Regions from separate parts of the Homo sapiens genome. Here region 1 is linked to region 2. A link is a contact called in ENCODE Hi-C or POLR2A ChIA-PET data. All regions are on one chromosome and are shown on one strand. The core of a region is the stretch at or near the end of the contact, and the rest is flanking DNA. Distances in the headings are between cores, read along the strand shown. Region 1 overlaps LOC105377109 (a long non-coding RNA gene). Region 2 holds the start of CFAP20DC (CFAP20 domain containing).

Region 1 (4,518 bases), core at 1,779-4,278, 370 kb before region 2:
CAACCTTGGTGAATCTGATGATTATGTGTCTTGGGGTTGCTCTTCTCGAGGAGTATCTTTGTGGTGTTCTCTGTGTTTCCTGAATTTGAATGTTGACCTGTCTTGCTAGGTTGGGGAAGTTCTCCTGGATAATATCCTGAAGAGTGTTTTCCAACTTGGTTCCATTCTCCCTGTCACTTTCAGGTACACCAATCAATCAGGTTTGTTTTCTTCACATAGTCCCATATTTTTTGAAGGCTTTATTCGTTCGTTTTCATTCTTTTTTCTTTAATCTTGTCTTCACGTTTTATTTCATTAAGATGATTTTCAATCTCTGATATCCTTTCTTCTGCTTGATCGATTCAGCTATTGATACTTGCATATGCTGACGAAGTTCTCATGCTGTGTTTTTCAGCTCCATCAGGTCATTATGTTCTTCTCTAAACTGGTTATTCTAGTTAGCCATTCCTCTAACCTTTTTTCAAGGTTCTTAGCTTCCTTGCATTGGGTTAGAACATGCTCCTTTAGCTCGGAGTAGTTTGTTATTACCCACCTTCTCAAGCCTACTTCTGTCAATTTGTCAAACTCCTTCTCCCTCCAGTTTTGATTCCTTGCTGGAGAGGAGCTGTGATCCTTTGGAGGAGAAGAGGCATTCTGGTTTTTGGAATTTTCAGCCTTTTGCACTGGTTTTTCTTCATCTTCATGAATTTATCTACCTTTGGTCTTCAATGTTCGTGACCTTTGGATGGGGTTTTTGTGTGGACGTCCTTTTTGTTGATGTTGATGCTATTCCTTTCTGTTTGTTAGTTTTCCTTTTAACAGTCCGGCCCTTCTGCTACATGTCTGCAGAAGTTTGCTGGAGGTCCACTCCAGACCCTGTTTGCCTGGGTATCACCAGTGGAGGCTGCAGAACAGTAAAGATTGCTGCCTGTTCCTTCCTCTGGAAGCTGTGTCTCAGAGGGGCACCTGCCAAATGCCAGCGGGAGCCCTCCTGTATGAGGTGTCTGTTGACCCCTGCTGGGAGGTTTCTCCCAGTCAGGAGGCACAGGGGTCAGGGGCCCACTTGAGGAGGCAGTCTGTCCCTTAGCAGAGCTCGAGCACTGTGCTGGGAGATCCGCTGCTCTCTTCAGAGCTGGCAGGCAGGAACGTTTAAGTCTGCTGAAGCTGTGCCCACAGCCACCCCTTCCCCCAGGTGCTCTGTCCCAGGGAGATGGGAGTTTTATCTATAAGCCCCTGACTGGGGCTGCTGCCTTTCTTTCAGAGATGCCATGCCTGGAGAGGAGGAATCTAGACAGGAAGTCTGGCTACAGCAGCTTTGCTGAGCTGCGGTGGGCTCCGTCCAGTTTGAACTTCCCCTTTGTTTACACTGTGAGGGGAAAACTGCCTACTCAAGTCTCAATAATGGCAGATGCCCTTCCCCCCACCAAGCTCGAGCATCCCAGGTCGACTTCAGACTGCTGTGCTGGCAGCGAGAATTTCAAACCAGTGGATCTTAGCTTGCTGGCCTCCATGGGGGTAGGATCCACTGAGTAGACCACTTGGCTCCCTGGCTTCATCCCCCTTTCCAGGGGAGTGAATGGTTATGTCTCACTGGCATTCTGGGCACCACTGGGGTATGGATAAAAAAACTGCATCTAGCTCAGTGTCTGCCCAAATGGCCGCCCAGTTTTTTGCTTGAAACCCAGGGCCCTGGTGGCATGGGCATCCAAGGGAATCTCCTGGTTTGCAGGTTTTGAAGACCATGGGAAAAGCGTAGTATCTGGGCCGGAATGCACTGTTCCTCACGGCACGGTCCCTCACGGCTTCCCCTTGGCTAGGGGAGGGAGTTCCCTGATCCCTTGTGCTTCCCGGGTGAGGTGACACCCTACCCTGCTTCAGCTCACCCTCTGTGGGCTGCATCCACTGTGTAACCAGTCCTAATGAGATAAGCCGGGTACCTCAGTTGGAAATGCAGAAATCACCCGCCTTCTGTGTTGATCTTGCTGGGAGCTGCAGACTGGAGCTGTTCCTACTCAGCCGTCTTGCCCAGGTTCCCCCCATTCTCCCAATTTTAAGGTGAGCTGATCAGCAACCTTAATTTTACCTGCAATCTTAATTCTCCTTTGCCATGTAACCTATTCATAATATTTGAAGTGGGAAAATCACTTCAAATGTTTTAAGAATTATGAAAATAATACTTGTTTATGGTAAAATATTCAGAACAGTGCAGAGCTATATGAAATATCTATTTAAATGCTCATCTTTACTCACTCTTGAAGATGAACCACTATTCATAATTTCTAAGTATTTTTCTAGAATTTTCTATGCATTCACAAGCATATATATGTCCTTCTCTCTGGTTCTTTGTCTTTCCCTTTCTGTTTTTCTCTGTTTCTCTCTCCCTTTTTCCTTGCTAGCCAAGCAGCCATACATCAGCTGGCATGAATTTTACTCTCTGCCATGGGTATAAGAAATATCATATTTCTTTATATTTCTAAATCAGGTTAAATTTCACTCCAACCCTCCACTTGTCAGCGTGGTGAGAACTTCAGTATCTACCATAATTTAACTTCAGTGCCAACCATAAATTCCGGAGTTTCTCTCATCCTTCTTAAGGCTGCCAAAAAATGGGGGTGTGGGGGCTTAGTGATGTTATGGAAATAGGATCGGATGTCTCCTTTTCTTTCCACATAGTCACGCATTTTAAAATAGTATCCTGGGAATGGTTCTGATGAAAACAATGTAAATAAACAAACCCACATAGAGACGAAAGACTGCAAGAGATGCAGCAAACTGCCAAATGGCTGTTTCCTGGAGGAGGTGTTTTGGCGATTTTAACTTTCTCCTTGATACTACTCTCTCTGTTCTACAGGTAACAGATGTAACTTTGGAATCATCATAATAAAGTTCAGGATAAGTACTCTATGTGGCTTCTCCACCTGCCTTTCCTTTCGGCTGAGTGTTTGCCCAACTTCCCAGGGGCAAACCCTCCTCGGGCATGGGCACAGGTTTAACAACGCTGGGAAATCCTCAGGATGTGAACCAGAGGCAGCTCCTACTGTGTCATCACTGCCTTCCTAGGTTTAAGGAAGTGTCTGGGTGGGGCAGGGATTTAGAGATCCTGGAAGGAAGCCTTTATGGACACCTCATAGCTTTTTTTATTGGGGTTTACAGCTGTTGTCCTTTTATTCAAAGAGGGAGTACTCACCCTCCCTGGCTTCCAGGCAGCTGGGCTGGCTGGAATTTGCCCTCTTGTCCTGGCTTCTCCAGTGACTTAGGGGAGGCAGAGGCCCCACTGAGGTAGGTGACCTGGAATTTCCCTCCTAGGAGCCAGGCTCTGAGTGGGTGGGCCAGCCAGGCATGTGGGCTGGTGGGTCTTCTCCCAGGGGCAGCCTGAGGGTGGGAGCAGCTCAGAGAACGCAGACATTGAGCACATCTGGGGACCAAAAGGACCCCTGGGAATTTCCTTTTGCAGGTTGTGCACAGGCAGCTTTGGAGTGGGGCAGGGAAGGCCGCTGCTCTGGTATAACCAAGCCTTATGGCATTCCTCGGTCCAGCTGTTCATCGACAAATGCTTAATGAATACCTTCTCTGGGCCAGAAAGCAGGCTGGGGTCTGTGGATATGAGGAAAAGCAAGAGGAGACCCACTTCCTGGTACAATCTGGGGTGGACACCATCAGAGGGATGCTGCCATTTGTTTCCTTTTGCCTGTCTTGCTTTTTTTTTTGGCTTTGTCTCCCATGCCTAAAATATAGTAGGAGCTCAATAAAAATGTGTGAAAAGAATGAAAAATGTGTTTCCTGCTAGTTGGAGTAATCAGTCCATCCCTAAAGAAATCTGAAAATCAAATGAAATGAAAGGATTTTATTTCTGATTCTCATAGATCATCGTCATCATTATCATCTCATCTTCATTGTCATCTCCATCATGATCATAGCTATGGGTGAGGCTCTTTTTTTCTTCATGCTTCCCTGTCATGCTCACATTTCATCATCACTAAGATGCCTGGGAGGAAGCCGGCCTCACCCATCACTTTAGCATGCATGTGGTCTGGTTGCCTGTGTTCAAATCCCGGCTCCTACACTGAGCAGCAGTGTGAGCTTGCTTGGGCAAGTCATTTTGTTTTTCTGAGCCCCGATGTCCTCTGTAAAATGAGGCTGTTAAGAGAGATGCCCCATCGGGTTGTTGTGAGGATGAAATGAGAAGATGCAGATCCAGTGTGCAGCAGGAAGCCTGGCTCAGCAGGGACTGCTTCCGCCCTTTTAGCCGCTGTCTTTCCCTGTGCTCTCCTTGACTTCACTGCCCTCCTCCTTTGCAAGAGGTCCTGACGCTGAGGGAGGGCTTGCTGCCTCAGGGGTGGGGCCCACATCTCTAGGGCTGTGGAGGGTGCTGGAACCAGGACTCAGACATGGAGCAGCAAAGGGAACACTGTGACTGATACTGTTCTCCAAATGCCTCCTTCCTCATTCAAATCCAAGGAGGCCCAGCGTGGGGCTGGGTGACCAGACCAGGGACAGGGTGATGTCGAGGACCAGTGTCTCACCACATCCTCCTAACAT
Region 2 (4,111 bases), core at 1,038-3,537:
ACTTCTTGATTCTCCATCTGTAAAATGGGTTGTTGGATTACATAAGATACTAAACATTAAACCTTGAGCATAATACTCAGCTCACAGCAGGGGCTCAACAGCACCATCAAAGTTTATTCAAAAAATGGGAAGGGAAATTAAACAGTTTAGTACTGGTCAATAAAAAGGCCTGGGAGGGATTTGGAAATTCCTATTTTGAGCATTCCTACAAGATATTTTTACGTATGTAATACAAATTAATGTGAAGATCTATAAAATCTGTATAAGAGAAATAAAATATTGTGTCTACAGACAGCCTACTGGTTCCCCATTGTAAACATGAGAACATGGAAGGACACACTTATGTAAGCACACTGAAGATATTACTGAATGTCCATAAGCTTTAATTATTTAAGAAAGGGGAATTAAATAAGATAATTATCTCTAAGGAAGAATTTATTGCAAAAAATGAGAATCCTATATGAGGATTAAATACGGTTTGAATTATAAACAATATGTGAGCAAATCTAATTTCTGTAAGGAATTTCCAGCTTTTAATTTTTCTCAGTAATATAAAGATATTTTTGCCTCTCAGTTATAACACACGATCACTTGGAGGTAAGACATTTAATGTCTTCTTCCTTAGGCAGTATTACGTGCAAACTGTATATGGGATAGAATTACTATAGCTTGTGAGGGCAGGTAATATTTCACTATGAATTTAAATTTGAGACAGCTAGTTGTTTTAAAAGACAAAAGCCCTCATACTCGGTGAGACGGCAAACTCTCCCTGCTGCTTTTTGCTTTCCCATGTCCTCCAAGTTTCCTGTAGTGGGCACATGTTTTTTTGATAATATATTTTACCTATAAGAAGTGAGACAAACTCTCTAAAAGTGTTCTAGCCCAATTAGTGATAACGAATGGGACAGAAGAAAGAGAACTGCAGACTACTCCGAGAGCACTCATAATGAGGCAAGTAGTGTTAGGTGAATGAAAAGGCAGAAGCAATAAAGAGGTGGAGACGGGTAGAGAACTGATTAGATACAGTAACAAACGTTCATCAGAACAGCAGGACTAGCATGGTAAACAGACTGTAAACAAGGAGTGTAACCTCTTGCAAAGGCGAGGAGAGGAGACCAGGAAGGGAGGTGTCCAGTGAGGTGAGGAAAGCAGGTCGAGACACTCTAGGATACTCAAAGTGACTGAGGACGACCCAGAAGCAGTGTTTCTCCAAGTGTGATCCTTGGACCCCCTGCATAGGAATCACTTGGGGGAACTAGTTAAAAAGCTTAATCAAGTGACCCCCATCCAGAGATTCGGATTCACCAGATCTGGGATGCGGGTCAGGAAATCTGCACGTTTACAAGCACCCCAAGAAAGCCTGATGTACTCCAACGTCTGAGATTCACTGACTCCCAGTTCTGTAAAAATAAAACAGCACATAGCCAAAGTGCTTATTTTCTTTCTTGATGTAACAATGCATGCATTCACTCATTCACTCTTCTAAATCGCTTCTGAGATACCAGTGTTGCATGAATACTGAGTCTCCAAAGCGCTTTGTTAAAACTCAAGATTTCTGGGCCCTGCCCTCAAGATTCTGATTCAGGAGGTTTCAGTGGGGCTTAAGATCTCCATTTTAGGTAGAATCACAGACAATTAATTCATCTTAAGAAACACTGAGTTGGAGAGTGAACAAAAGCCAAATCATACGCCTAGACATTGGTAAATTTTTCCTTCTCTCTGGGTCAACAGCATTCACCCATTAATTCTGTCTTACCCCTGAAAAAGACCTTATTATGGGGATAGAGGGTGCACTTTATCCTCACCCCGATCACGGACTACCTCACCCAAGAGGAGAAAGGTATAGACAGGTTGGAGAACCGTTTCGGGTTACCTGGTACTCATTTTTGAACATTCCCGCAGGGGGCCCAGGGCTTGGGGGGCACAGAGTTCAGGGTTTCCAGCGAGTGGCGTGACCCTGACGGCTGGAAATCGGCTGGCGGGAACCCAGGAGCCCGACGGGTGGGAAAGGGCTTCGTGCTTGGCCCAGACTTGGGCAGGCTCTTCTCAGCCCCTCCGGCCCCTGGTCAGCTCCATCTCCCGCCCTCCATCAGCACCATTGCGGCTCCAGCCTCCGCGGTGCCCGGGTCTGGGGAGGGCGCAGCTGCCTGGACGGACTCCGGGCCGTCCCTGGGGAGTGATTGTGTGTGTAACCTACGTGACGGGGCGCCCAGTCGCGGAGCCACAGACAACCGCCCGCTGGCCTAGGAAAAGCGGGCGCGCTCCCGCTGCCGCCCCACCCCAGAATCAAACCGCGAAAGAGCAGCGCCGAGCGCCACCCGCGTTCCGGCCGCGCCCATTGGTTCCCACTGGGCGCCTGCGCGTTGCGCTCTCTAGGCTTCTCGCCGACGGGCACGGGAGGATACGCGGTGACGTAGCGTTGCCCAGGCAACCGCGGGACTCCTGGAGAAATGGTGGGCGGTCCAAACGGTGAGCAGCACGCTCCTTACTTAGGTCATGACCTCTGCCGACTAAAAAGGCTAAACTCAGCGTGGATTAGGGCTATACCAGGTACTGGACTCTTCTAGAGTACTGTCACATCGGTTTGGTCTCTCCTCGTGGTAAACAGATAACTGGTAGGTTCCTGAGGGATACAGTCATGGACTCATGGAACCCTCACGCGGCCTTTGCTTAGAAGGTTCCCAAATTTGGGTTCGTTGAGGCAGTAAGAGGGTCTGCTGGACCCTTTCATTGTTTCAGAAGACCCTAGGAAGCCAAGATTTTTTTGTAGAAAATAATAACTTATTGAGACTAGCACTGGCTTAAGTGTAACTATTAAGTTACTTTATTTAGTTTCTAGATCAGAGCCACTTCTTACATGGAAGGTACTATTGCCAATTTTTGGCTAAGGAACTGTGGCTCAGAAAGGTTAAATGGCTTGGCCAAAGTCATATGGCACTGAGAGGTGACAGCATGCTGGCAGTCCTCAGAGCCCTCGCTTGCTCTCGGCACCTCCCCTGCCTGGGCTCCCACTTTGGCGGCATTTGAGGAGCCCTTCAGCCCCCCACTGCACTGTGGGAGCCCCTTTCTGGGTTGGCCAAGGCTGGAGCCCACTCCCTCAGCTTGCAGGGAGGTGTGGAGGGAGAGGCGCGAGCGGGAACCCGGGCTACGTGCCGCGCTTGCAGGCCAGCTGGAGTTCCGGGTGGGCGTGGACTTGGCAGGCCCCGCACTCGGAGCAGCCGGCCAGCCCTGCTGGCCCCGGGCAATGAGGGACTTAGCACCCGGGCCAGTGGCTGCAGAGGGTCTACTGGGTCCCCCAGCGTGCTGGCCCACCGGCACTGTGCTCGATTTCTCGCCAGGCCTTAGCTGCCTTCCCGCGGGGCAGGGCTCAGAACCTGCAGCCCGCCATGCCTGAGCCTCCCACCCACTCCGTGTGTTCCTGTGCAGCCCGAGCCTCCCCGATGAGCGCCGCCCCCTGCTCCACGGCGCCCAGTCCCATCGACCACCCAACGGCTGAGTAGTGTGAGCGCACGGTGCGGGACTGGCAGGCAGCTCCACCTGCGGCCCCAGTGCGGGATCCACTAGGTGAAGCCAGCTGGGCTCCTGAGTCTGGTGGGGAGGTGGAGAGTCTTTACGTCTAGCTCAGGGATTGTAAATAACCAATCAGCACCCTGTGTTTAGCTCAAGGTTTGTGAGTACACCAATTGACACTCTGTGTCTAGCTGCTCTGGTGGGGCCTTGGAGAACCTGTGTGTCCAAACTCTGTATCCAGCTAATCTGATGGGGACGTGGAGAACCTTCGTGTCTAGCTCAGGGATTGTAAACGCACCAATCAGCGCCCTGACAAAACAGGCCACTGGGCTCTACCAATCAGCAGGATGTGGGTGGGGCCAGATAAGAGAATAAAAGCAGGCTGCCCGAGCCAGCATTGGCAACTAGCTGGGGGTCCACTTCCACACTGTGGAAGCTTTGTTCTTTCACTCTTTGCAATAAATCTTGCTACTGCTCACTCTTTGGGTCCACACTGCTTTTATGAGCTGTAACACTCACCGCGAAGATCTGCAGCTTCTCTCCTGAAGCCAGCGAGACCACGAGCCCACCAGGAGGAACAAACAACTCCAGACGTGCTGCC

Evidence for each region. Hi-C counts contacts between places; a loop is a spot of excess contacts on that map. ChIA-PET counts read pairs that join two places held with the same protein, here RNA polymerase II (POLR2A). Pooled maps may share reads with other maps.
Region 1: a pooled map shows a loop between it and region 2 (2.2-fold over the local background). The contact joins the enhancer-like site here to the promoter of CFAP20DC in region 2. A Hi-C loop is called at or near these places in 10 of 37 single-sample maps with no recorded cell type and 8 of 50 pooled maps. POLR2A ChIA-PET finds 5 or more read pairs at or near these places in 1 of 52 experiments (PC-3).

The regions. Positions count from the first base shown.
Region 1 is chr3:58,677,048-58,681,565 of GRCh38, forward strand. All of the region lies in intron 2 of LOC105377109 (a long non-coding RNA gene), which reads left to right. Among named protein-coding and RNA genes, the nearest start is that of FAM3D, 13 kb to the left of the region's middle. Within about 2 kb of position 3,029, at least 2 of the 41 ENCODE cell types and tissues checked have a DNase peak (open chromatin) inside an H3K27ac peak, as active enhancers do.
Region 2 is chr3:59,047,738-59,051,848 of GRCh38, forward strand. It overlaps CFAP20DC (CFAP20 domain containing), which reads right to left and starts at 2,288. Exons shown (of 17, transcript NM_001394063.1): 1 at 1,874-2,288. The coding sequence starts at 1,894.